Linked DNA regions of Mus musculus: region 2 is linked to region 1. The links are chromatin loops, found by intact Hi-C in ENCODE. Cell type or tissue: gastrocnemius. All regions are shown on one strand. Links, peaks and the distances in the headings refer to the core of each region. The heading gives the core; the rest is flanking DNA.

Region 1 (13,776 bases), core at 4,247-12,246:
TATGAACCAACACACACACACAAACTGACCTATTTGGCAGATGCTTTGTGGATATTTTAATATGTTTAGAAATATCTGCTGTGGCTTGAAGCACGTAATATATTTGTGAATTTCATCCCTTTAATTTTAATTACCATGGTGGCTGATGTTGATACTTTAAAAACTTTGCCTTGTCTTTATTCATTAACTGCAGTCTTAATGTCATTTATTTCTGTGGGTCTGACCTACAATTAAAGTCTCTTTAATTTCCGCGTGCGTGCGCGCACGTGTGTGTGTGTGTGTGTGTGTGTGTGTGTGTGTGTGTTCACTTTTCTCCCTGTTCTATTAAAAGAACACTGTGTGAGAACATGAGCAACCTGGTAAGTGAATTTCACATTTCACTTATTTCTTGGATACCTACATCTTCCTCTCCTTGTATTCACACAGACTTCTTTCTCAAAGCCATTCTCGGACCAACAGCATATGTTCTCTGGAAACTTCTTAGAAATACCTGCATGTTTGCCCTATAGATTCTAAGTATGAGTCTGCAGTTTACTGATGCTCCAGGTGATCAGAATGGCACATGTATGTGGCTCACTAGTTGCTCTTATCAGGATTACCTTACAGCTTTGCTCAAAATGCAGGCTCTCTGTGTTGTTCCCGTGTTCTTTAATGCAGCCTAGAACAGTGCCCAGCACAGATGCTCTGTTCTCAGCTGCAGCCAAGAGCAGGCTGACCTGGCAGACTTCCTGTGTAAGTTACCACTGGCAAAAGTCATCTACCCCATCAACCACTCCCTGCCTGCCCCAAAGGTCCCATCTATATAGTTTCTAATGAATTGTCCTTAAAGTGCAACCTCCAGTATGATTCAGGATTTAGTCAAGGGTTGGTCATCCCTTTCTCACACTTCTGAGAGTCGTCATCCTCTTCTCTTAGGGCTATGTAAACCATGCAGTAAAGTCCTGCTCAAGCAAGACAGGGAACAGTGTAGAAGTGTAAGGCTTTGCTGTGGACATGATCCCAGTGGAGGCAGGAGGATTGCAAGTTTGAAGCCAGCCTGGGATACACACAGTGTGAAGTAAGCTTTAGTTACATAAGAAGATTTTGTCTCTGGAGAAAGATCTCAAATTGTTGCGTTGGGCTTTGCAAATTCTTGGAATCTTTCCTTTAACTTCCCCGCAGTTCCAAGAAGATAATAACTTTGAGAGTTGACACCTGAACCCCAAAAGCTCACCTGACCATAGAGCACACAATTCATTTTTGTTAGAGACAGCTATAATGAGCACTTTCCTCCTGCACTGAAGCAGAGCTTCAGTCTAAGTGTCCCTTCCCAGAAAACAGTGTGTTCCAGGCTTCCCCTTCAGGGAAGGAGTCAAAATACAAATTACAGCCCCTAATCTTTATGATTTAAGGTAAAACACCATCATTTGCATCATAGTTACTAAGTCTTCTCTTTACTACATTTTTTTTTTTTTTTTTTGCTTGTCATTGCAATATAACCAGGGGAAGTTCGGACCCTCAGTTTGTAGATCGTAAACCCAACCCAGCAGTACTGGGTGCTGTGTAATGATGTTTATCATTGCACAAGATGAGAAAACTGGGTTTTTAATTGCATCTGAAAAGGTCAAGGGAAACAGGAGTGCTGAAAGCATTCAGATGTTCCCTCTAACAGCATCTTTACAAGGGCTGGAGGTACAGTTTCTGGGCTAACCGCAGACCAGGCGTCTCCTCTCCATGAGATCACTTTATATACCTCTCGCTCGTGTAGTTCTTCAAAGGCATTTGCAACTGTTACTCTGTTGTATCTTCTCAGCATCCTTTGTCTGGTTCCAAAAGCAGTTAAAATCCTTCTCCTTGTACAGTTTCAAAGCAGTTCAGAGCCAGAAGCTCACCTCAGAAAACCCTGAACTCTTGCTCCTGTCAGACCAGTTTCCTCCTGGCAGCCACCTGGGTTACTCCCTGCTTTGCTCTACTCTTTCTGCACAGAAAAGTTGCTGACAAGCAAATCTGAGCATAGAGGTGTGTGTGTGCCTGTCATCCTGGCGCCCAGGGTATTGAGGCAGGGGGTTCTCAACCATCAGGCCACCCTAGACTGCACAGTGAGGCCATGTCTCAAAACACAGGGAAGAAAAGAGTTGGAGACAGCCTTTGCCAACCCTGCTGTATCCTTCCAGCATCGCCCATGTGTGCACGCACACACACACACACACACACACACACACACACACACACACACACACACTTCTGCATGGTTTCCTAGACATATGAAGCTCCCTCTCTCCATCTATTCTCCTCTCTTTCTTTCTCACTCTTCTTTCCCCTCTTGATTCCTTATAAATAATCTGTTTCTGCTTTCTGTTGCTGTGATACATTTTATCCAAGAATTTACATGGAGCCACAAAAATATTCCAACCCCAGGAGCCTTGCAGTTGACATAGAACCAGGCAATCCAACAAAAGGAACAAAGTTTTTAACTCTAGAAATCTCATGAATCTGGAGACAGGGACATGATGTGTTGTGTCCTTGTCTGGGTTGTGTACGGTGACCTTAAAAATAGCCCTGCACAGCCACCCTGCCTCCTGCCCGTGTGTGAGTGTGTGGGTACTTGTGATGTTTAGGAAAGAGCTTCATAACAATGGAAACTGATTCTGACTGACTTCTTTCTGTGCTAGTAATACAAAGGACACCTCTCTGAATAAACCCCATAATTTCTTTCTTTTTGCTCTTAGCCCGAAGCAACAAGCCAAGATGGCCGAGTATTGCCGATTAATCTTTGGTGATGCCCTCCTGATGGAACCACTGGAAAAATACCCAGTAAGTAGCTGCACTCTGCTCCCTTGAAGGAGAACATTTATCAGTTACAGCTGGGGAGATATGTCCTCTCTGTAGATATATGATCAGCGAGATCTGAGCTGACTGGTGTCAGAAAATATGTGTCTGTTTCCTTTTCTTTATCCAGCCTTATCCCTCCTCTGCTTAAAGTGACACCATTAGTGTTTGTGAACAAATGTCTATTAACCCCCAAATAAGTTACTGAGGACAAGCCAAAGTAGTAATTCCACCAAAGTCTAATTTGGTACCAGGGAGTTACTTATAGGAATATGGATGAAAGGTTGTTGACAGTGGTGTGAATAACTCAAAGGTAACTACATAATCCAAAAGCCCACTTCAGCATGGGCATCAACTCATGGATGCTATATCCCTGGTGCTCCCTGCCTGACAAGTCAGCAGCTAGACCGGTTGAACAGTCCTCTCCCGATTCACACCCCACCCCACCCCACCCCAAGCAGTCCATACTGCTGGTATAATTAGGGAAAGAGGCCTTGAGAAGCTTGTAGGTTTCAGGAACTTCCTGAGTGTGTGAGATTTGTTGACTTCCCTTACTTCCGGAACATCATCAGCCTCCCTCTTTCCCTCTAGGAGAGAATGTTTCAGTTGTCAGTCAAGATTACAAAGTCCTCAGCAGTGAGAGTCAGCTCATAAAAGACAGTCCAAGAGGAGATAGCACTCTGTAAATACCACCATCTCCCCCCACCCCCCAATGGATCTTTGTCACACCCTTTGGAAGTGAATGCAAAATGTGGCAATACTGGTTCCTAAGCCTGTTTCTGCCACCTGCTGTCCACCACCTACATTTACCTTTGAGAAAACACTCAACTTCAGTTGCATCCATGAACCGATGAAATGCCCCAACTCTCCCCATGGGTATCCAGCAAAGAATAAATAGTCACTAAATACTATTTAAGCCTCTCTCTTATTGCTTATTTTTCCTTTAAACAAGATATTGGGGAGCTGAGTAAATCTGATTCCCTAATGGACAGTTGTGAGCCCTGCCCAGGGTGTCTGGCTGCTTGAACAGAGGATTGTCGGCCAAGTAGCCCCTCGTTAGCAGCCAGCTGGCCTGCCCTTATGGCAGCCTGACAGCCCTGAGCATTATATGCCTGCCTTGAGGGAGCTGTGCTGAAACTGCAGCTTCTTGCTGCCAAAGCAAAACGATTCTCGCTACCTCTGTGTTAAACAGCAGGCACCAGACTTCTCGCCATCACCAGCCTCAGCGACCTCTGAACAGCCATATTCACCCACGGCAGAGGGGAGCACAGTTCCTGGTGGCCCAGCAGAAATTTGTGGTTAGCGCAAGCACAGTACTTAATTGGTGTGGGGAATTCTGCAATGCAATGGGTTTCGGACACACCTGCCACGCCCCCTTCACCACTGTAGAATGGAAGCAAGCTGTTTAACTGTGACTCCACAGAGAGATGGCCTTCAGTGCTGCCCCCTGGTGTTGCAGCATGAGCAGTCCATAAGACAATTCTCTAGCCTGCTGTTCTCTTAAGGCTGAACTGGGGATAGGAAGAGGAGCTGGTAGGAGCAGCAGCAGAGTAGCACCAGATGACACTGGGATTCCAAAGAGTGACCAAGGTGAGGAACAAAGGTGCTGGACGAATAATGAACTGTAAAGAACAGGGAAGGGAAACTGGGCCGTATTTAATAGAAATCGTTACAAAGAAAGCTAAGCCTTAAGTTCCCAGGATCGAGACCTATAATACTAGGATTTTAGGTGCTCTGGGTCCTTACACCCTAAGCTCTTTCAGGAGATAGAGCACAAGCAGGCAATAGTGCCTTGCTGCTGATCACTGCTGCAGGAAGCAGAGGATCATGACAGCTGCCCAGTTCCAGACTACTGGTGGCTAAAGCTCAGACTGAAAGCCTGTCACCATGTCACCATACATCTTTAGCTTCTTAAGCCTAGAGCAGTAGAAGCCTGGCTCTCTGTGCTTGAAGCTATATAAGACATGGAGCATACGAACTCCAGGTCCCAGGCTCAGGTCCTCAGGGGGCCCAGCTTAGAACAAGGGAAGATCTTCTCTTCATCTCCCTGGGACTCCTGAGTAAGAGGACCCTGCCCAGTGGATGGGTAGCAGCCCCATCCCTGTTCATAAAGGCAAAGAGCAGCCAGAACCTAAAGAAGCCTCTTCTTCCTGGACACTTTGGCCCAGTATCTGCATATTTTCAAGTGAGTTCATACTGGTCCCCAGACTCATGGCAAGCAAAGGATAGAGGGCCAGCTTGTGGGACTTCAAAGGCCTCTCTAAAAATAAGCCTGTCTTGTGTCTTGCACATGCTCCCTGATACAGTAACTTATAACCTTCTCATGGGAAGTTGATTTCCCAGTATATGGACAAACTTGCAACAGTGAAGTAAGGCTCAGTAAGACAGCTCAGATCTAGGGGCAAGAGGAAAATCTGAAATTATGTCTGATTTGGCTGATGCTAAAAGCCCACCCGAAACCAACACAAGATGTTGCTGCCCCTAACGCTTTGTCTGAAACAGTGACTTATTTGGAAACTTTTACCCAACTTCAACAATTCTTTCTGTCCAATGTTTGGCCTTTTCCCAAAGACTCAGGTCAGAGATGATTTATGTATCTGCAGTAAAATGATTGGACTTGCAGGGCCCGTCAGAAAATGCCTGAGAGTCCAAGGTCAGACCATTAAATCTACCTGTACATTTCCGTGGCCTCATTTTTTTTTTTTTTTGTAGTTTCATTGTAGAAAATGAGTTAGGTCATTTAAAAGCATCTTTTATTTAAAACAAATGCAGGGCACAATTAGAATGCTTTCGTGAACTATGCTGAATATAGTAGATGCCAATCTAGAGGCTGTGCTATCCAAAGCAGTGGGATTAGAGAGGTGCCTGGAAGGAAGGACAGTATTTTTAAAGGCTGTGCTTTCTTTTAAATAGCTGGAATCTGGGGTACCTCTTCCAAGCCCTATGGATTTAATGTATAAAATCTTGGTGAAAAACAAGAAGAAGTCGCACAAGTCGTCAGAGGGAAGTGGTAAGAAGAAGCTTTCAGAGCAAGCTTCCAACACCTACAGCGACTCCTCCAGTGTGTTCGAGCCTTCGTCTCCAGGAGCTGGTGAGTGAGGGGCTGCCAGGCTCAGGATGGGTGGATTCGCAGATCTGCTGCTCTGAAATTGGCCTAGAAGGGCTTTCAGCTTTCAGCTTTCTCTCTTTGGATGGTTTATGTTGTGTTGCTTTTCGGTGGCACTCTTAACCACAAATTCTGTAGGTCGAAAGGTTTCTGAGAAAGCTTCTGGAATAAACCGAAGATGTCTTTCGGGAAGCTCTTAGGAAGGATTTTTCAAGCCCTAGAGGCCACTCACACCCACCGGCTCACAGGTCCCCCTCCCTCCAGCTTCCAAGCTAGTCATGTTGTTGTATCTCTATAGTCCTTCCTCTGTGGTCACTTTACTCTCTGACCACCACTTGAAACTCTTGTCAGCTCATAGCCTCAAGTTATCGGTTAGGCCCACTGAGAGATTTCAAGGCAGTCTCCTGCCTCAGCCTGATGTCAGATAAGGAGTCAGCTCATCTTTGGGTAGGTATTACACTGGCTTTCACGTGAGGCAAATCTGCTTTTCAGCAGAGTCTTGCTTCTAAACTTCATCATCGACCACATCAGCAGAAGGGAAGACAAGAGATTGGCAGACTTCTAATGCAATCATTGATGGGTTCTGGGCTTTGCAGTTCTCCCCTGTGTTATAAAGCACTTAAAAAAAAAAGAGTGAAGTGACAAATGACTTGCATTGTTTATGAAAGGGATTGGCATTTTTTTCTTTCACATTAGTTTGAAACTGACCACTTGTGAGACAAAAATTCAAAGGCCATTGGATTTCTTTGGGTTATTTGCCATTGAGCCTAATTTATTCCCCCTTACCCAGAATCCTGACAATTGCAGAGAGACAGAGAGAGAGAGAGAGACAGAGAGAGACAAAGGGAGACAGAGACACAGAGACAGAGACAGACAGAGAGAGAGACGGAGAGAGAACAGAGGATGGGAGGATAGAGGAAGAAAGCCAGGAAAGGAAAAGGGGGATGGAAAGACAGAATAAAGATACTTAATATATCAACCAAAACTAAACACATGCACTTCCCCTGCCCAGTTCTATTCCTAGGGAGAGAGCTAACAAGAAATGGGAAATGGGTAGTGATATTTATCAAGAGATGGAAAAATTGCTATAAGCAATATTATTAAAAATATCCAAACACTGGCAGCAAGCAATCCATCAGCTGATTGCAAATCATGGTTTAGTCATACAAAGGAATAATGTATATAATGAGAGTGATTTACAGCTATCCACAGAAGCATAACTGACTGTGAACACAGAATCCAACAACAACAACAAAAAAAGTATACTATCTAGCTCCATCTGTATGAGTATAAAAAGCAAACAAAACCAAGATAAGCTGTTAGAAGTCAGGGTAACCGCTAGCCTTAGACAGAACTAGAAGGAAATCTAGTTTCTTCTGGACTCTAGACCAGACTTCTGGACCAGTCTATTTTCTTTATATTTTGAAAATCCATGTATTGCTCATATGTCATGCATTTCCCCATGCCTATCACACATAAATTAAAAGATTTTTAAACAATTGGAATGTTAAAATATAAAGTGGGGCAATCAGAACATGAACGTGGCCAGCTTAGTTGGTTGGTTGCTTGCTTGTCTGGTTGGGAATTTGGGTCTGTCTTGTTTGAGCCTCTACTGTGCTCTGACCTTTTGCAGACTAGGCAAGTGTCCTACCTCTCTGCTGAGTGTGTCACACCTGCAAGCCCTGACTAGGCCTGGTTTACCTTTTGTCTTATTGTCTGTCTCACTTGTCAACTGCTCTTATTATTTAAATTGACACCCTAAGGTACAGACAGTATATAAGTCTCTCAGAAGGTCTATTCCCCTCCATGGTTCACAGATATGTTTTTTTTTTCAAATATCATGACATCATTCTGATTTCCTTTTGAAAATTTTTTCTCAGTATGATGTGAGGATGATCGATCATCAGAAGTCTCTTCCTTTCCAACCTGTCCTAATGTGCCTTCCTTTGCACGTGGGTGCTTGTGGGTATTTGCGCCATCTGCTTTTATCTAATCCCATTTCTCTCTCCCATTAACCAGATACATAACTCTAATAATAATGATTTCTACAGGCAGTGAACACAATTGCTTAATACAGAGAAAAAGCAGCAATCTGTTAGCAATTCTGTAGGTTCCCTAAGCTAGCCAGGAGTGAGTCGTGTGCAATCGGTATTTATTGCCATGTAGTTTTGGAGTCTTTAGTACGTAAGTAGGCCCCAGAATAAAGAGTTCTGATAATTTATCATTTGGTTTGTGGATGTTCCCAGTACCAGGAACAAACACATAACATGGATCTTATTTTAAAGCTAAGTCAGTCTGTTGCCTGGATGCCTCTTCTGGGAGCCAACCCTTAGCCAGCACACTTTCCAGAATGAACAAGGGTCAAGTAAGATACCACTTTTGGGTGTTGTTAGTGTTGCTTTTAAAAAGGGTATTATTTTTTTATGGTTCAAATAGATTTCTCCAGGGTCCTCTCAAAGTCTTATAAGAGAAGCCCCTTAGGTATGTACAGCCTCTGTGGTGACTTAATACATAAAAGACAGATCAGTATGGTTTTGTTTTTCTTTGTTAAGCTTGCCAAAGGAAGAAAAAAAAAAAAACAGGTCTTTGCTTTCACAGTAGAGGCAGACGAAGTTTTTTTCTTCCTCATACAACCCAAGTTACAGCCTGAACGTGTATTTGAAATGGTAATTGGACAATTGTTTTGTTACATGAGTCATTTTGTAGAATGTTCCAGCAATCATCTTTTCATGTTGCTTGATTAAAGAACACATCCTTCATTAAAAATAATAATAATACAAAGAAGTACTTCAGGAAATAAAATGAATATGAAATATTAAGTAGCAACCCCCTAAAACAACGCATCTGTTATACAGCAGGGTGCATTTTTAAGCAAGTATATGGGGTTCGAATAATTATTAAGTCAGCACCATTAAGGACTTATGTGGCCCTTTGTAACAGGCCATCCAGTTATTGGTCACAGAAGTCTTTCTCCTCTATAGAAGTTTGGTGCCTACTTTCCTCACTACCATCCAGTAATTGATTGACCTCTGTCCCTCACATGAAAACACAGAGTTGCTTCTTGGAAGGTAGTTCTGTGGGCACTGTGTCATCCATGCTGCAGAGTGTGGCCAACTTTTTAGAAGGCCCCTCTGGGAGCAGGTACCAGGCACTCAGTTCTGCCTCAGCAATGAGCTCATCCTGCCATCTACTGGAATATTTGTGCTATTGCAGTGGAAAAAACTGAAGGAGGGGAGGGTGATTGAAAGAAAACCGACTGTGGCTGCTTTCCTTTTCCCTTGAAACTATTTTTACACGACTGAAAGAGTTTGAAGTATAGGGGAAATTAGTACTTAATACTAATGTGATATTTTGAATAAATTATCCATTAACTCTAGGCAGAAGGGTAGAATCAACCAATTGCAATGACTGGCTAAATGTGACGCTAAAGTAAGTCAGATTAGCATAGATTTTTAAGTGTAGTGATTTTAAAGCTTAATTTTCTATTTTTATTGCTTTTCAATGTTTTTTCTTCTTGCATTAGATTATTTCATCTTGCCCTTTTAAAAAAAAGAATGATATCATTTAAAAAAATCTTTATTGGTTCCTTGAGAATTCCCTACAAAATAGTGCTTACCCCCAACAATTCCCAGATCCACTCTCCTTTCTCCATCCTTCCAACGGGGTGTTCCATTTCTTTGTTTGTTTTAAATTCTTCAGTACCAACTTGTGCTGCCCAAATATTCTTGCATGTGCAGCCTTCTGCTGGAACACGATCAACTTACCAGGGGATTAAACTCTCATAGAAAATGGACTGTCTGTCTTCCAGAAGTCATTAATTGCCAATAGCTCCTCCTTTAAGGGTGACACTTCATGCTCCCCTCCCTTCCCCATGTTTAGATTTTTGTCTGGCTGCCACAGCTACTGTGAGTTCACAAGACACCGTAGTTATCCACTGTCTCAGGCTCTCACACTCTTAGAGCCGAAGAATGCTGTCATGTTTATGATTGTAGATTATTTAGATATGATGATTGACCTGCACTTGGCAGTTCTCAAGTCTTTGTGTGTGCTACCATTTCCCCGCAGTTTCTGATTTCATTCATAAACTTCTTCAACCGCTGTGAAGTCATTTTATTGGAGAAGGTTGGTCCCTGAGTCCCTGAGCTGTGTGCTGGCCAGGGGTTACTTCAAAGGGGCATGACTGAGGACTGGACAGAAAAACAAATGAAAGCAGGGCTTGTCTCTGTTAAGGTCATGGAGATTGACATCCACGAGAGAACATGTACATTATAGTAAGAAGCACAGAGAGAAGTTTCGTCTAAATGTCAAGTTAAGTCTCTGTTACTAAGAAAATGTAAATCTTTGGGGAAAGAAAACAGCAACTTTAAAAGGAGCAGAATGTCAGCCTTCCGAGTGCATGCCCTGAACAAAGTTGGCAGTGTGCTTTTGCGAACTCTTTGAACTTTCAAATACTGAAATTGTGATCTGTGATTAAAATTTGACAGGGGAAGCAGATACGGAGAGTGATGACGATGACGACGACGATGACTGTAAAAAGTCTTCCATGGATGAGGTGAGTTACGGATATCTTACGATTCTCTTCTGCCATCTAGTGGGCAAAAGAGATAGGCACAGGACATTGGATTACCAACTCCATTCCCCATCCCCACGACCAAGGCAATTAAATGATTTGTCCAATGGTCTGAAATCCAGAGAGAGTATAGGGTTTGAAGGAGTGTTCAGAAATGTGACCGTGATTCCATTGTCTTGATTTTGTATCAACTGAAGTGATGTCTTGATATTAGCTCTCTAAAGGATGCTGCCAGCTCAAAGTAATAACTGCCCAGAACTCAAACAAATCAGTGATAGTTCAATGAGGACTTCAGGATTTTCTTTCAGTCAATATCACAAAATTTATACGGTCTCTGCATTCAAATATGTTCTTAGAGGCTTTGGCTCTGTACTGGCAGCCTTATAGTAAATAAAAGCAACTCTTCTCTTTTAAATATTCATTTGTTTACTGAGGTGTTTGCTAACTTGGTTTTGTGACAGGATGCTATCATTAGGCAGCCCTGTCTGACCTGACTTAACTTTGTAGCTCAGGCTAGCCTCAAACTTAAAATCCTCCTGCTTCAATATCTAGAATGCTTGGAGTACAGATGTGTATTAACTACAGATAGCTCAATAAGCATTTTGTTGTTTGTTTGTTTGTTTGTTTGTTTTTGAGACAGGATTTCTCTGTGTAGCCCTGATTGTCCTGGAACTAGCTCTATAGACCGAGGTTGGCTTGAAACTCAGAGATCTGCCTGCCTCTGCCTCCTAAGTGCTGGGATTAAAGGTGTGTACTACAACTGCCCAGCTTAATAAACTATTCTTATTTGGCACCCTTTTCCTTATGAATGAGTCTCACTGGGTAGCCTAGGATGGTCTCAAACTCCCGGGATAAAGCAGTCTCTCCATCTCAGCCTCCGTGTAGCTGAAACCACACCTGGGAACCGCGGTGTCCAGCTTCATTTAAAATGTGCTTTTTATGTCCCCACTAAATTTCCTCTTGATTTCTAAGAGGAGCACGGCTGTAATAACTGAGGCTCCATCTGTCTGAGAGTGGCTTCAGGGTACACTTGGATCATTCCAGAATTGCCTATTTTTAAATGAATATTTCCCAGTTGGCATTTAACCAGAATGTTTCTCCTAGAGTTTTCACAAAGAAACCTCATCTCTATGCATTTTTCTCTGCTAAACTAAAAAATGAGAAAATATGAGACCCATCTCTAGAGGCCAGTCTTGTGCAAGTAACGACTGCGGGTTTCCTTTATTAAAACTCGTATTATAGCATATGTAATTGCAGATAGCATCTAAATTAATGCAAGATCTCACTATTTGCCAAGCACGGTTCCAAGCTCACTCCTCCCCCTTTCTTTCTTCTTTCCTCCCCCCATGCCCTCTTTTTTGAGACAAGTTTTTCTCTGTGTAACCCTGGCTGTCCTAGACTCAAACTCAGAGATCTGTCTGCCTGCCTCTATCTCCTGAACGCTGGGATTAAAGACAAGCACTACAACACCCAGTTTCTTTTTAATCCTACTTGTAATAATTATAAAACTTGACATGCTATAGGGCTGATTTATATTTCTAATTTTGCTGGTGATTAAACAGCAGGTAATTTACTTGTCCATAGTGGAGCAGCTTCTGACCAGCGGGCTTTGGATTTAATATCAGATGGCTTTGTTCTGGGACCTAAACCACTATATTGCTGTCATACAGCACACCCTTACACACAGGAACCAATGAGGGAGGGGGAATGTTTATCACAAACTAGAGGAATTGTTTGCAGAGCCCCACTGTCCTTACCCAAGGCACCTTTGTTTAATTATCTCTTTTTCAGGCCATACAGTGTTTACCTACATGATAACCATTACTGTCAAATGAGTTCTTTATTTCCTGACTGTAGACTTCCTCTGTGTTCTCTGCTATACAGGACAGCAGTTCCTGTGGGCATCACCTTATTAGCACAAATTTTCATTCCTGATACCTGGTGTATCAGAAGAGGGCTGAGGCCCTGCATCCCTATAAAACAACTCTTCTCAATCTTCTTAACACAACGACCCTTTTATACAGTTGCTCATGTGGCGACCCCCAGCCATAAAATTATTTTTGCCACTACTTCATAACTATAATTTTGCTACTCTTATGAATCTTAATGTAAGTATCTGCATTTCCTGATGCTCTTAGGTGACCCCTGTGAAAAGGTCAGTTGACCACAAAGGTGTTGCAACTCACATGTTGAGAACCACCCTGCCATCTCTCACATTCATAAAGTAGCCATACAGTGAGCATTCATAATCTGAAAATCTAGAGCTGGGCGTGGTGGTGCACACCTTTAGTCCCACCACTCGGGAGGCAGAGGCAGGTGGATTTCTGAGTTCAAGGCCAGCCTGGTCTACAGAGTGAGTTCCAGGACAGCCAGGGCTATACAGAGAAACCCTGTCTCGAAAAAACAAACAAACAAACAAAAACAAAAAAGAAGAAGAAGAAGAAGAAGAAGAAGAAGAAGAAGAAGAAGAAGAAGAAGAAGAAGAAGAAGAAGAAGAAGAAGAAGAAGAAGAAGAAGAAGAAAATCTAGAGTCTAAAGTGCTCAAAACCTCAAAACTTTGAAAGGCTGAGCTGACCCCACATGGAAAATTGTACACCATGATTTTTTAAAAAATTGTAATGTACTGGTTTCAATACTCAGCATTAGAAAAAAATTAAGCAGCAAGTATAACATGCCAGTGAGTTTTCAGTGAATTGTTTGGTTAGACTTAGATCTTGTCCCCAAAGGATCTATTATATTTAAACAAACACTGCAAACACTACAAGTTTCAAACTCTAAAACATATGTGCCACCGGGGCTTTGTGATGAGGCTGGCCTGCCTTGCATCCCTCCCCTGAGGTAGATATCTATGACGTTCTCTTCAGAAGGGAAGGAGTTTCTGCTCCATTTTCCTGAGGAGCTAACCCTGCATAGTGTAAGGCTGACTCTGAAAATGTTTATTATTTTTTATGTTTGCTTCCAGGGGACAGCTGGCAGCGAAGCCATGGCCACAGAAGAGATGTCTAACCTGGTGAACTATATTCAGCCTGTCAAGTTTGAGTCCTTTGAAATTTCAAAAAGTAAGACTTCCTGCAGAATAATCTCTAGTGTAGTGTATAAACGGGAAGTAGTCAGAATTTGGTAGGAGTGTTCTGTTCTGGACATCTTGGATATTTGCCTGGATTGCACATCTTAATATTACAGAAAAATAACTACTTTAACACTTCAAAGATATAATTATATTTAATACATTAGAAAAGCATATGATAGTATTACATGATATTCTGCCACATATTTGGATACTAGAAAGATA
Region 2 (16,029 bases), core at 4,840-12,839, 780 kb before region 1:
ACATTAATAGAGTTAAAGATCAGACCTTAGGGATTCGTGTGACTGTGTTTTAGGATAGTGTTAAGCAATAGATGTGATAAATTTAAAATTTCTGAGACACATCAATGGTTCAATAAATATTGGCTATCTTTCCACTGGCTTTGAAGTATCATTTTCTCAATTTCTGAAATATTTACCAAATATTTATCTGTGTCTTTGCCAAGATTCAAAGATAAATATGTTCCCACTCCTATTTCATATCCCAGGGGTGCAGTGTGAGTAGAAACACAAGTGCACACAGGTGCTCACTCCCTGTCCTGGCTCTCCAACCACTGCCTTAAAGCATGCTTTGAAAAACATGAAACCCCAGGAAAATGTTTGAGGCCAACTATATACTTTAAACTGTCTTTGGTAGTTGGTGAAATTTTAATTTTTTTTAAGTGTAAAAATCATTTAGCATCTCTGGGGCTTTTCTAGATTCTTGTGTTCTATCTGCATTGGTTTCTTTTTTTTTCAATTTTTTATTAGATATTTTCTTCATTTACATTTCAAGTACTATCCCGAAAGTCCCCTGTACCCTCCTCCCACCCTGCTCCCCTACCAACCCCCTCCTGCTTCCTGGCCCTGGTGTTCCCCTGTACTGGAACATATAAAGTTTGCAAGACCAAGGGGCCTCTCAGACAGAGGTCATTTTGTCTTCACTTTCTCACCAAATTAGGCTTTTCCACATCAAATATGTAATGGAAAGGATAATTCATTGTGAGAGGGCTGTACGATGGTTCAGTAAGGTCCCTAAACGTTGTCTTCTGACCCTCCACATTCTTTCTGTTTAATGCCTATCCCTGCATTCATACAAATCACATACATAAATTACTAAGATATAAGGTAATGTACATTTGAGAGAACATAACATACAAATTGTGCTACCTGCATTGGTTTCTTTCTCTGGTTTTGTTTCTTGAGTCTTATGGTGATACGGTGATGCGGTCATTTTGTTTTGCTATGTAACCCTCCCTACCTGCTACCCACTCACTGCAACCCCCAGCCCCATCTCCTGAGGCTGAGCTTGCAGGCATGAGCCATCATGCTGAGCTGGTTTTGTTTTGCAGTTTTTTCACGGACAGGTTTTCTGTCATGTATTGTTTAGCAGTGGAAAGCTTTCCCTAAAGAACTTTTCTTTTTAATTACTAAATTTACAACAGCAGGCATGCTCAGTGATGACTAAGTTTCTAAGGTCCTTCAGAACAGCCCCAAGCCCCTTGAGACATGGTATGCAAAACCATAGGCTTTCTTAAGCAGTGGACATTATCAGTGGGGAAACAGTAACCTTAGAAAGTGAAAAGGAGCAGCGGCCCTAAGATGCAAAAACCACTTGGTGGTGAATTCGTCCATAAATAGGTTGTCCTTGCTGAACAGCCCGGGAAGGTTGTAACAGTTGTATTTGTTTTGGCCCACACACTGTTGCCACAAATAACGTTTTAAAGAATTTTGATATATTTGCCAACGTATATAAACAAGAAATTGTACATTTTTTTAAAAATGAGATTGCTGGCTTCTTTTGAGATATTTGAAGAGCTGGCAGCTCACTCCCTCACTCTCTCAGGAACAGTCAGCTGAAGCAAGTTCATGGCTGCCCCCTTTGGGATAAAACAGGCAATCACTGCCTTTAGCACTGAGCATAGATGGTTAGTTTCCCTACCTCCTCTACTCTATGGACATGAAATATCTCAAGCTTAGCCTTCAAAGGTAATTTTTGAGGTCCTTGCTTTAAGTGTAAGACAAAAGTATTAGCTCAAAAATAAAGTGGTTTTCCTTATGAATAGACTGTGCTTTTCTGAAAGCAGTTATATATATATATATATGCAAGAGGAAGATTTTGGGAACCTGGGGGTCTGGGGAAAAAGTGAGCAAGTGGCATGTTTCACCCCCGTGGACTTCCTTAGCATTTATTTCAGGACTCCACACTAAAGAATGTAGAGCTCTCGCATACATTCAGTGACTAGCAGCTCTTCACTAATATGTGAAGGGCCTCTGAATTTTACCTGGTATGCTGTATGCATCATCACTGCGTCTCAAAATTAATAATAAAATGTGTAGTGCATTCTACAGCCATCAGACAATGGGAAAACATGGAATCGAAGCTGTGGGTCTAGGTCAAGCCTATTTGTGCCCACAGTGATGACAGGACAATGTAAAGGGTGTTTGAGTCAGATTCTTGGAAGAACTCTGGAAATCACCGAGGGGTATGTGAGACTATGGTGCTGTGGCCATATCTATAACTGTCATTATATCTATAACTGTCAGGAGAACATGCTAGTTTCACAGGCCAGTCCTTTCCCTGTAGATGTGATTGACCCTCATTTATTCTCATTTGCCAGGTTGTTGGGGACACTTTGTCCTGAGATCACAAACTAACCTCTGTCCTTTGAACTTGGCCCCAACTTCACGTAGGCTGTGTCCCTGGAAATACAAACTTTAGGGGCCAGATAATTAGGAGGTGGACAAAACTCTTCCATGGAAACTTGAACAGATTTTGCAATATTTTCAAGGATCAGATATAGATTGTCTAATTCTTCCTGGAAATAATGGAATAAATCAATGAATAGATTCTTGATTTTGTGATAGTTTCCTGCATTTCAGATAGTAATCGGCTAAACATGAAGGTTGCTCCATTCTTGCTTAAACTTACTTGTGGCTAACTACATCCTTCACAGAGCTATTATCTCGGTCCACATTTCTCTAGAAGCCAACAGTGGCAGGAAGAAGTAATGAATTCAAATACCCCAGTCACCCACAGCATCCTCTCAAGGGCCCCCTCCTTTTCCTGCCAAAGAAAATCATTACCCCACACCTAAATGCACAAGCCTTGCCAAATTCACAGACCACGCCCACATGCACGAACCAAGCAATAGCCTGATTAATTCTAATAATAAAGAGAACAACGCACCATAGAAGATCGTGAGAACACAGACGGAAACTGGAAGAATGCAGAGGTCCTTGAGGGAGTTCTCTTGTATACAGCTGTATTATAGCTTGAGATGCTATGACTCAGATGTTTTGGATTCTTGAAGACAGGGATCTCCCCGACCCTATTTCTTATGCCCTTTCCACTTCATTCAAAGGTAGAGTGTATGTGTCACTGTCCCAGAGTCCTCCTTTGTACAAATCTAAAGCTATAAACGCCTGCCTGCTGGTGCTATAACTCCTTCAGAGCATTTTCAAAGCAGCACGCGGTAGTTAGGAGCCACTTTTCTGGAGACAGACTGCTGGGATCTGGACACTTCCTGTCACTTATGAATCATGTAGCCCTGAGCAAGTGACTCATCTTATATGTGCCTCAGTTTTTCATGTGTAAACTAGGCTTAGTAATGTAGTTGCTTCTCTGGGTTTTCTGAGAACACCAAACGAGAGCTGTGGTGTACTTAGGCAAGTGCCTAGAAGGTGGCAATTTTGTGCTAAATAAATCTAAAAGGGTAAGAACTAATGGGCACTTAATATCAGCTCATGGTGAGTGCCCGGGGACATAACATTTGATGACTCCCTAACAGTCTCTAAACAAGCGTTTTCATTTTACTCCAGTCCGTCCTCAAACAAAATCACGGGCTTCAGACCCATAGGGAGGAAGTTAGAGCGTACAGCGTGCCATCAGTGGTTATGAAAGCAGTTCTCGAAAACTCTAGAAATTTGTTCACAAAACCAGACAGTAATGCCAAGTTCCCTGGTCCCGCAGTGACTTACCAGGTGAGCTCTGCCCACTGGTAAACTTGCTTCCCTCTGCTCTGTCCTCTGAGTTGTTTCCTGATTTTTGCCTCCTCTTTCAAATCTATTTTCCATCACTTGCTTCTTGAACAATAGTTCAAATAGAGTTTATAAGGATGGGCTATAACCCAGAAGTAATCTCCCACTGCACTTTAAAAAACTAGTGAGTTACAAAAAGCATCTCCATCTTCCAACACAGTCTCCCTAACATTGTTTCTGCCCACTAATAGAAACATGACAACTGTGTGCTTTACTTCAATTGGAACTGCTAATTGAAATAATTCAAGTATGGTAGCTAGTATATCTGTAATCCAAGCAGGAAGGAAGCTGAGGCAGTAGGATCAGGCTGAGATATACAATAAATTCTTGTAAAAAGCTGAAAACAAGAAAAAAGGAAAAAGAAGGAAAGTTTTTTTTAAGACAAAAGGCAGAGATCACAATCAATTTCTGTATCATTTTCAAAAATTTTGTTTCTTTTGATATGCTTGCCATTTTTTCCATGGTTTCTCGAATTAGAGGTCAATTCTTCTAAGGTCTGTCAAATGAAGTTAAAATCATGGAAACTCTTGTACAAATCTTTAAAAAAAAAAAGAAAAGTTACAGCATTATGTAGAATTCACATCTAAAATCTTTGATACCGAGTGCCACATTATTTCTTAGAGTCCTTGCTTTCTATTCTTCAGATCTATGTTGGACACTGAACATTTCCCCCAAATCACACCAGACATCATGACCTTAACATAAAGATCTCACATCCAGAAAATAAAAAAATACATGGTAATGACTTATATTCCTTTGCATATTAGTGGAGTATTTCCCTTCGTTGACTCTTGTGTCCATTCATGAATTTCTTATTTTCTTACTTTTGTCTTTGTATCATTTTCTTCTTTTAGGGCCATTGACATCGAGCGAAAATTTCCCTTTGCTGTCTCTTATTTTCTCAACTATTATTCAATACTTCAAAAAAAATCACAATATCCTATGGAATATTTCCTTTTGATATTTATGGAAATTTTGGTGCATTCAAGATTTAAGCTAATATGCCCACCTCTCCACTTTTGTTTTGTTGCCCTAAGTTTCTTTAAATGGACCTACCCCTCTACACTTGTTTAGTTTGGTCTCCCACTTACCACCACCTCCATCCCAGGGGCTGTGTGTTTCTGGATTACCAAAACTAAGCCCCTGGGGCTCTGAGCGCACTCAGCTGCATGTAGTTCTCCAGCAGTAAGGATGCTGTCAGCCTCTGACCTAAGCTGATGCAGTACAACCTTTTTGTGTCAAAGCAAAATTTTGATGTTCATGGCAGAGTTCTGTGGGAGACATTTTAATGAAGAAGGTAGAGCCATTTAATTCATAATTCTCAGAATTAAAAAGCTTTAAATAGCATTGAGTTCATGCTCTTTTGGCCCTTCATCTCTTGCCTGCCTGGCATCAAAAGAGGTTAAATAGGATTCCTCAGCCACAGTCCTTAGTCGTAAAGCTGAATATGCTGAGGTCTATGTATAGCCTTTCACATATTCAGTGTTGCTAGGGAACTAGGAAGGTAATCTATTAGCCATGGAGAGAAATTTCTTTGTAGTCTTTTTCCTTTCCTCTTTGCTCCTTCCTGGGGCAGTGGGAAATGCTCTACTGGGGAAAGACTCCACCCATAAAACAGAATCACGTTCCAATACCATAGAAGAAATCAGAGCCAACCAGGTCTCCACCTTTGTTCTTTCAGTATGCAAGTCATTTGTTTGGAACAACACCACCTCTGCCACTCAAGATCTATGATCTTGGGAAAGCTAGTTCTTGGATCTCCATTTTTAGAGACCTTGATATTACTACTCATAAAATTACAAACATTAGCTGAGCACTACTCTGCACCAGGTGTTTACATGTATAATTTCTGTGGACCGACCTCCACCCCCCCCCCCCGCCACAACAACCAAAAGCAACAACTGCTAGTTTGATCACTGTTTCGCAGAGGACATAGAAACCCAAGCACCAAGCACCAAGCACCAAGCACCAAGCACCAAGCACCAAGCACCAAGCACTGAACCAAAATCTAGAAAGTTGATGGTAAAACCAAGGGTTTCATTCATATATATATATATATATATATATATATATATATATATGCATATATGTATATATATGAAATGGTATATATATATATATATATATATATATATATATATATATCATTGAAAAATATAAAGTAAAGAAAAACAAGGAATGTAATTGTTTTAAATAAAAGCATCCTAGGAAGGGTGTTCGAGAAGGAAGCCTCTCTTTGTCTCTCTTTTCTTACCTCGCACAGTGGCCAGCTCCCCGTCCACGTGAGCCATGCACTGCATGGCAGTAGCCCCAACACATATTGGCATGCTGACTCTCTGTCCTAAAACAGAAGTTGACAGATCGATATCAGCAACGTTGCGAAGCATCCGTGGATAGAGCTTCCATCTGGAATTTAAAATAATATTAATATCAATACATGTAATTTTAGAATTTCAAAGGTATAACCAAAAAACTTTAACACATTTTAGTTTAAAAGAGAAAATAATATTTTTTATTAGGCCAAATCTTTTCCTTGCATAGTGAAATTTTCTCCCTACCTCAAACCTCTGACAAACATTGGTCTGCATTTTTCATCCTCATACTTCTGCTTTTTAAGAATTTTGTGTGATGGATTCCTACAGTAGACAGCCTTCTGAGCCTGACATGGTGTCCTTGATAGCCATCCATGCTGGTGTGTGCATCACTAGCTTGTACCATCGGGCTGATCCATTTCACCTCCTGGAGGGAACCTTCGTTGCTTATTCACTACTGGGGTACATTAGGATAGTTCCATTTTCTATAGATGATAAAGAGAGTCACTATGAACATCCCCTTATAGGCTTTGGGGTCAATATAGATCTTATTTTACTTTCCCCAGATTTAGATGATGATATACAAAGTCCTAGAGATTATATTCAGATTGGAGAAGGTATGGACCTTCCTTCTGTAAGACAGAAGAGCTCAAGGCAATTGTTTTGAAAATTGTGAATATTTTCTTCAAAGTTATTAACTAAGTGCTGTGTCTGCTGATGAATGAACATAAGAGAAGAGTTAGAGCTTTGGTTAAGAGTATAAGCTTTGGTTACTTGTTTTGTTAGTCAAGCCCCTTCCTCAGAATATTTAATAGAAACTAAAACTCTTAATTCTTGAAATTTATTGTAAATGATTTTTTCTGTGATTCCTCAAAATCAGAACAGAAGTTAATAAGTCAAATTGTATCAGTAAACCTTATGCGAAACTAACTTATCAGCAGAATGTATATTTCCTATTTGCTTATGTCAATTAGTCTCCTCATTGCAGGCAGACTAAAACTAGACATTATTAAAATAAATACCTTGTTTAGACATACTTACAAGCCTAACCAACAGTCCTGTATATTGATTTTCTAGATTTAACTCTAATTCTCTTGAGGTTGAGATTGTTCTTGCAAATATAGTGAAGAGTGACTTCATATTGGAGAAATGAGGGGAAAGCCCTTCATTGAATAAAACCTGTCTCTGGGGGAGGGGGAGGAAGAAGAGAAGCAGCAGCAGCAGCAGCAGCAGAAACAGTTCTATCCTGAGGACCTGCTCGACGTCTGCAGTCTAACATTTGTCACACAGTAAACTAAAACAACCCATCCCTGAATGAGGTGATAGAGAAGTTTAGCATCTGGTTTCTAAAACTAGCTGGTTGGTAGGTTGGTTGGTTGGATGACTGGTTGATTGGTTGGTTGGTTGGTTGGTTGGTTGGTTTCTCCATAAGCTGTTCTTTGACCATCATAATTGTCATGGTTTTCCATCACACCACATGTTCTGTTCCTGGAAATCTGCTGCACAGCATGGACACTTACAGCACGATTGTCTGCTCTCCAATGTGAAGGGGGAGAGGCAGAAGCCATGGAGGGGTTTCTCATTACCAATCATCTCTAAGAGTGTTGTTGGAATGAGAGGAAGAGATTTTAATAGAGGGGACAGACACACCGGCTTTGAAAGGCATTAACATCAATATTTACGTATGACTAAAAGAACAATTGAAGACTTTATGAGGACACACAACACTCAAACCAAGACTCCTTCTGTCAATAAACAACAACCTTACACTCGTCCACTTGGTGGCGCAGTCACCTTAATAATTGCATGCTCACACATTCTGTAAATACATTTTCTGTTTCAAATATTACAAAGACTCTTCAACACCTACATTTCTGGGCAAAACTAAGTAAATCAAGTGAAATGGGGAAGGGTACATCTTGTAAAGTATCCTCCAGGTTTGGGTGTTTTACAAATAACAATAGCTTTATGAGATAGTCTCAAAGAATTTTTGACTCTCACTGAAAACTACCCCAAATTTAAATGGCTATCACCTCAATTATACAACAAATAACTCTTTGACATAACCTTATGTTTCATTCACTGCTGTCTACTTTGGGAAGAGCCTGTGAAGATGGAAAGAACAGCTGGACCATTGAGTAGCAAACTTTTTTAAAAACCAAAATGAACAAAGGAAGTTACAACAGGACTCCCAGCCTACACTTCACATAGAACAAAGGTCTAAGTTCTAAATAATCCAAAACTCAAGAGAGAGACATGCTCCCGCAGACATAGCCACTCCCTGAAAGATCCCAAATTCCATAGCACTGAAGTCTTATGGCTACTTACAACTCTAAACCACAGGGTTTCTTCATCTTAACTTTTCTCTCCACAAATTTAAAGCAAATGATTGCAAATGCTCTTTCCTCGTTTTTTTTTTTTTTTTTTTTTTTTTTTTCATGGATCAACGGAGAGATGTTGTGACAGTTCTGTTTATGTAATACTGAAAACACCACTAGCGAGTTTGCAGTGTTTCCCATGTAACAAACTGGGGCTAGCATAGCTTTTATCTACCAGAGAGTTGTCCTTAAACCTCCCCTTTGTCAGTGTCAATCAAGATGCAGCAGCAAAGGGGCAGCTTCTAATTCTGAAGTTATGATCCTGCAAAATAATCGAACTGTGGAGGAAGTCTCCATCAGGAATACCTTCAAAAAAAGCCAGGGCATGTGACAAACCTGGGTGGGGAGGCTCCTTTACGTCAGTGTGTAAAAGAAATGGTGTAGTACACTTTCTCAAATTAACCCCAGTCCGGTCAGTCCATTCAAAATGAAGCCCCTTGGCATTCTGAACTTTGCCTTATTCTTACATATTTGCAGCAGAGAATTTCATTCTTCTGGGTGGTTCAACTTATTTATCCTTTCGTGATATTATTTCTGGTCATGCTAATGCTAGTCCCAAGTCTGACCAAGAAACATCTCCAGCTAGCTGTTGGTCACACAAGTGGCCCAAGTTTCCAGAACTCTAAAATGTGGTTGTCAGATCTGTGTGCTGATGGACAGTGCTGGTGAGGATGCTCCCGGATACTTGTGGGAAGGAAAGGGGATGAACTTCACAAATGCCTTTGACCTTTTGTTATGTCTGATTGTTTTGTAGCCTTTATTGGAAACAGAATGGGAAGGCCCAGTGTGACTTCCTTCCTGCTATCAAGCCAAGGCGACCAAAGTCAGCCGAAATTCTCTTAGTTGCATATGACCAACTCAATAGAACAAATCAAGGGATTGTGGGTCAAGCAGAGAACCACAAGGCAAGGGAGAAGTTGAGATGTCAGAGAAGGGATCAGACTTGACATTTGTTGGAGTACAAACACTAAGAACCAGTTGTCCTTTGAAGAACTTTGCTCAAGGCCTTTTTATTTCTTTTTTTTATTTATTTATTTTTATTACATATTTTCCCCAATTACATTTCCAATGCTATCCCTCCTCCCCCATACCCTCCTCCCCCACTTCCCTACCCACTCATTCCCATTTTTTTTTTTTTTTTTTTTTTTTTGGCCCTGGCGTTCCCCTGTACTGGGGCATATACAGTTTGCAAGTCCAATGGGCCTCTCTTTCCAGTGATGGCCGACTAGGCCATCTTTTGATACATTTGCAGCTAGAGTCAAGAGCTCCGGGGTACTGGTTAGTTCATAATGTTGTTCCACCTATAGGGTTGCAGATCCCTTTAGCTCCTTGGGTACTTTCTCTAGCTCCTCCATTGGGAGCCCTGTGATCCATCCAATAGCTGACTGTGAGCATCCACTTCTGTATTTGCTAGGCCCTGGCATAGTCTCACAAGAGACAGCTACATCTGGGTCCTTTCGATAAAATCTTGCTAGTGTATGCAATGGTGTCAGCGTTTGGGAGCTGATTATGGGGTGGATCCCTGGATATGGCAGTCTCAGAATTATCAAGTTCCATGAAAGATGTGGCACTTGTCTTTTCCAGTTGTATTATCTGTGCCATGGAGAAAAATTAATCCACACTTAGGATGGTATTCTATTGGGAGTGCTACAGAATTCATAGAAGCCATGGGACTCTTCTGGTTGGTTAAAACTTGGACACCAAGACTTCTATGCCTCAGAATGTTTCTAGAATTTCTAGTGTCAGCAAGGTAATCTGTCTTACTGTTCTTTGCTTCTTCTCTTATGGTAGCTGTTGTGGGGAGGTATTTTATACCATGGAAGTATAAATACCATGGGTGTATTTATACTTATGGATGCTAAGTCAATGTATAGTTGCTGAAATGCAAGTTTCTGTTGGTAGGAACTTTCTATCTGTATCATTGTTGGGTCCTCAGCTTGTAGCAATCTTGTCTGTTGAAACAGTTCAAAGTGTAATCCAATCAATTATCCTGCCTGTTGGCACATTCCTGTAGCTCTCAGGAAGCAGAGTTAGGAGGTTGACTGCAAGTCCCAGCCCAGCCTGTTTTGAATGGCTAGACTGATATCACATGGAGTTACTTGATGAGACTATAAATGAATTAATTAATAAGTTGGACCATATGAGCTGAGGTGTCTAAAAGGGTAGAGAAGGCTTTGTAGAAATGGAATTGGTGACCACCAGCAGCAATGCTCATATACAGCTCTATACATCAGTCAAGGGCATGGAAGTCTTTTGCTATAAAAGCCCAGAACAGCTAAGTTGTGGCTTAAGGAGAGCACTCAGGAAATCTATTTATCTGGGGGACACAGTGGCATAACCCCAAGAAGGAACATTTACAAGAGTAGGAAATGTTGAAGAAGTCAATAATAATAATAATAATAATAATAATAATAATAATAATAATTGATAAAGTTCAGAACTCTAAGCTCCTGCATTATTAACCAATTACCCATCTACAACTTCCCCAGCATTTGTGTGTTCAGGAAGGATTCAGAAAAAGCCTGATCAAGGACTTCAGAGGTTGGGAAGACATCCTGCTCTCCACACTATTCCCACCCATGCTCTGCTACCAACCTGTGTGTAACATGGCTGCTGCCAACAAGAGACTGCCTTGATTACAATGATTTAATTTCTCCTAATCAGAAAAATAAAGGCAATTCTGAGTGTTTTTTCTCCAGATCAAAGAAGAAATAGGAAAGAAGGCAGATTTTCTACCCTTGGATATTTTCCGTCCATTTCCGTTTAATAAGTGATCACAAATGGAGAACCCCGTTGCCCACTGCCATCACTCATGACTACAATGGAAGAGGAATGGCGTGGAAAGAGTGAGATATGGGAAAGCCCCCTCAGATAGTTGGCTAAGACAAAAAAGAAGAAGGAAGAAAGAAAGAAAGAAAGAAAGAAAGAAAGAAAGAAAGAAAGAAAGAAAGAAAGAAAGAGAGAGAGAAAGAAAGAAAACATACCCGTTTAAAGTTATCTTATTTTCTGTTTTTACCACAAAAAAAAGAAAGAAAGAAAAAGAAAAGAGAAAAAAGAAAGCAAGCACCTACTGTCTCGTGTCTGAAACATGAAAGCCTGGGGGAAATAATGTGAGAAGAGAGAAGAAGCACTTTTCAGGAGGCATGAGGCAGCAAGGGTAAAAGGCAGATGCTACACAGACTTACTGCAATCTGAAGCAAAAGTGTAGGCAACCTAATATCAAAGTGAATGTCAATGGAGAAAGCCAACAGGATGGGAACATGGGAAGCAATAATTGTATCGGGTTCAACTGGATAGGGTGGCAGTTCCATTTAAAGCTGTCCTAGTCCATCAACACAAGTATTCTCTGTAACACTCTAATACAAAGCAAATAACACCATCAGCAATTATAACAATCTGTATGTATAGTTAAATTAATTACTGGCACAGTTCAAGAAAAGATACTGCTCGCTTTTGCCACCAATCCATCAATCTTCAAGATATCCAGATTTGTCACATTTGGGAAATGTTCTACTTATGAAGCACAAATCCAGGCAATCATTTTTATACCGTCACATAAAACTACATTTCATTCTCATGCAATGTCTTTGTGTGATATAACAACACAAGTTTAAATAGCAAAGTTTCTTACCTAGAAAATGCTTGGATGTTATCAGCTAACGTCTCCTGATCATTTGCCCCAGACCTGTAATAGTCATACACTGACTTCTGAAGCACTGATCGGACATGCTGTTCATAATCACTGATGCAGACCAGTCGAGGCAACATTGTGGCAGGGTAGGGCAACCTCAGATACTCTGGAGGGTTTTCATGAATTGCTTTTTATCCCCAGACAATTCCGTTATTTGTCAATTATTAATAGACTTTTGCCAAAGTTCATATTTAATTCTCTCTTGCTTACATCAAATGAGCAAACATTGTATGCCTAGACTTTGACATTTCATTTACAGGCTAGCCACCCAGTGGTGGAAAGCACGTAGAGTCGAGCTGAGGAGGTAGCAGAAACGGGTAGGGTTGGTCACACTGACAAAGCAGGGGATGAATTAAAAGAATGGGTCCATAGTAATAGTCTGAGAAAAAAATGGAAATAAAACCAGTAATGAATATAAGCTTGAAACTGTTTTGGGAAAAGAATTTTGATTTCATCAAAGGCGATTTGTTTGGCTTATCAATGATTTACTGTTTGGATGAATACATAGATATATTGCAATATTCCCCAATGGTTCAGGCATCAAGTAAGTAACATATGAAAACTGCAATTGCAAGTGTCAATCTCCAACAACCTTCACCAAAGAATAAAAACGGCATGAACAAAACTTTAAATTGCTCAATTTAAAGTTACTATGAGAATGTACCAACTGCGTTGCTTTGAGGCGCAAGCATCCCTGCCTGGCAGGTAACAGGCTTGTTATGAAAGTTGATCAAAGGAGTCTTAGCACCCCCAGTTTGACAATTAACAGGATTGTTAAGAAAGTCGATCAAAGTCTGGGTTGCTGCTCAGAACAGATTCAAAATTTGCAAATTAAACAACCTTTTCTTTATGCAGCCTGCCCCTTGCAACAACTGCTAGAAATTATTGTTTGTACCTTGCATCTTACATAATCAGGATGGTGAGTGGTTTAGTACTGTTTAATAAACTTTAAGCAGGTCAAATCTCAGTGATACCAAAGAAGGGAAGTAGAAGCCAGAGAGTTTTCAAAGTATGATTCTGAACCAAGAGCTGAGCATCCTCTAGAACCAGATGCCAGATAAGCATCTGCATCTTCCTGCTCAGCCGATGATGAGACACTTGGTACAGGCAGCTGGGCTGTACGAAGCCATGCCTGTGACTGTGGCTCACAATACTGTTTGAGAGCTAGGGTTTGGGCAAGAAAGGAAATAAAGGAAGAGACATGAAATGAAAACCAACTAACCAACCAACCTTCCATTCTCCTTCATTCCTGTTGCAGGTCACTGGTGGATTTAGAATGATGTCTTAAAAAGTAAACTGTGAAATGCATAGCCCTCACATTATTTTAGTAATCTCTTGGTGGCTAGGAATAAAAGTGGTTGGAGTTTAAAAACAAACTTTGCTAATTCATGACAACCACATTGACTAAATATTGCATTTTTTTTTTCCCAGAGATAGTCTAAAAGTCCCATGGAAAATGTGCTGGTTTGTATATTCTTGGGCCAGGGAGTGGCACCACTTGGAGGTATGGCCTTGTTGGAATAGATGTGACCTGGTTGGAGCAGGTGTGTCACTGTAGGTGTGGGCTTAAAATCCTCACTGCCTGGAAGTCAGTCTTCCACTAGCAGCCTTTGGATGAAGATGTAGAACTCTCAGCTTCTCCTGCACCATGTCTGCCTGGATGCTGCCATGCTTCCACCTTGATGGCAATGGACTGAACCTCTGAATCTGTAAGCCAGCCCCAATTAAATGTTGTTTTTATAAGAGTTGCCTTGGTCATGGTGTCTTTTCACAGCAGTAAAACCCTAAGTAATATAGAAAACCTGCACAACAGGATGCTTAAGAAGAGAATGGTCAAAGCAAGTTCAGTTTTCACTCACGTGGCTAGAGGGTACAATTGTGTGCAGCTACAGCAGCCCTGGTCTCAAATTAGAGAATCAGGATGATGCCCATGTAAATGTTCAAGTCCTCTTACTCACAGTGGCCAAAACACGGGAGCTTCGAGTTTTCATTTTTTTAATGCTGGCCTTAATAAAACTTAATTTACATCTCATTCTCCTTTGTGCAACAATAAAAATTTCAATAGTAGTGTCCCAACAACTACCAACCCCTTTGATAGTTTCCAAGCTACATGACTGTGTTCAGCAACACTTACCTGCTCCTAAATCTCCAGTAAGATATAAGCCTGAGATCAAAGCAACCAATGAGGATGCTAAATCTTCTTGGTACTTTTATCCAACATGTACTTTAGACTCTTGGAAGGAGAATATCTGGTTTTCTGTTTTTTACCCTTTGAAGAAACATTTTATTGAAATGACAGGTGGGATATGAGGGACAAATCAGTCATTTCCATCATCTTTGGCTTCAAAAGAGACTCAGAATTCCAACTCTCTAGCTCTAAAGGTAAGCAAGAACTCCAGGTACCATGGATGGCAGAAGATAGCCCTTTCCAGGTACAAAGTATGTTTTCATGACTAACCATGACTACTCCATTACTACTTTGGCATTTCTTTTTAAATTATTGTGGCTGTTCATTCTCTATTTTTGTGAAACCTTTGGGCCATTTTTCGTAATAGATGTTTTTACACTTGACTGGCAGGCTTTTAAAATGCATTTTTGAATACAGAACATTTTCTGTTAGGTATTTTCACTAAACTATAATTTCTTAAGATTTTTTTTTTTAATTTTTGAGCTGGATCCCACATTAGGCCTGTAACTGAACCTTCTTTTCCTCAAGCTCCTCTCCATTTCCATTCCTGTAATTGTTTCAGACAGGAACAATTATGGGTCAGAGGTGTTACTGAGATGGCAGCCCCATCCCTCACTTGATGTCCTGTCTTTCTGCTGGAGATGGGCTCTATAAGTTCCCTCTCCCTACTGTGGGGCACTTCATCAAAGGTCCCTCCCTGTAGGTTCAGGGAGTCTCTCACCTCCCAGATCTCTGGTGTATTCTGGAGGGGGGTGTTCCCCAACCTCCTATTTCCTGAGGTTACCTGTTTGCATTCTTTCTTCCAGCCCTCGGGGCTTCAGTTCTTGTCCCTCACCCAATACCAGGTCAGTTTCCCCTCTATGCCTCACTGCCCCCTCCACTTTCCCTCCCAAGTCCCCCCCCTCCCCACTTGTGATTGCTTTCTTATCTCTCCCAAGTGGGACTGAGGCTCCCTCACTTGAGTACTTCAGTTTGTTGAGCCTTTTGAATTCTATGGACTGTATCTTCTGTATTCTGTATGGATTTTTTCTTCTTTCTTTTCTTTCTTTCTTTCTTTCTTTCTTTCTTTCTTTCTTTCTTTCTTTCTTTCTTTCTTTCTTTTTTGGCTAATATCCACTTATTAGTTTATTAGTGAGTACATACAATGCATGTCCTTTTGGGTCTGAGTTACCTCACTCAGGTTGATATTTTCTAGTTCCATCCATTTGTCTGATAAAGTCAGGATGTCCTTGATCTTAATAGCTGAGTAGTATTCCATTGTGTAAATGAGCTACATTTTTTGTATACATTCTTCTGTTGTGGGACATCTAGGTTGTTTCCAGCTTCTGGCTATCACACATTAGGCCACTATGAACATAGTGGAACAAGTGCCCTTGTGGCATGGTGGGGCATCTTTTGGGTATATTCCCAAGATTGGTATATCTGGGTCTTCAGATCTATTTCCAATTTTCCGAGGAACCTCCAGATTGATTTCCAGAGTGGTTATAGCAGTTTGCAATCCCACCAGCAACGGAGTAGTGTTCCTCTTTCTCCACATCCTCTCCAATATGTGTTGTCACCTGAGGTTTTGCTCTTAGCCATTCTGACTGGTATAAGGTGGAATCTCAGGGTCGGTTTGATTTGCATTTCTCTGGTCACTAAGGACTTTGAACATTTCTTTAAGTGTTTCTCAGCCATTTGAGA

What was found. Hi-C counts contacts between places; a loop is a spot of excess contacts. Peaks named below come from ENCODE experiments on the same cell type or tissue, not always from the same donor. Only the 100,000 strongest peaks of a DNase experiment are listed, where the experiment ranks them.
Region 2: it touches region 1 in a loop (8-fold over the local background); 32 of 42 quality-filtered maps call a loop at or near these places.

Annotation. Positions count from the first base shown.
Region 1 is chr2:135,319,902-135,333,677 of GRCm38, forward strand. Plcb1 (phospholipase C, beta 1) reads left to right here. Exons shown (of 32, transcript NM_001145830.1): 13 at 2,709-2,793; 14 at 5,722-5,899; 15 at 10,399-10,466; 16 at 13,447-13,543. Among named protein-coding and RNA genes, the nearest start is that of 4930545L23Rik, 110 kb to the left of the region's middle. In gastrocnemius, for the core only: CTCF peaks have their summits at 4,249 (motif pointing left), 9,104 (motif pointing left) and 10,521 (motif pointing left); DNase peaks (open chromatin) are centred at 4,658, 4,817, 9,048 and 10,478; H3K4me3 peaks cover 365 bases.
Region 2 is chr2:134,542,098-134,558,126 of GRCm38, forward strand. Hao1 (hydroxyacid oxidase 1, liver) reads right to left here and starts at 12,255. Exons shown (of 8, transcript NM_010403.2): 1 at 12,099-12,255; 2 at 6,032-6,183. The coding sequence starts at 12,235. In gastrocnemius, for the core only: a CTCF peak has its summit at 7,863 (motif pointing right); a DNase peak (open chromatin) is centred at 7,866.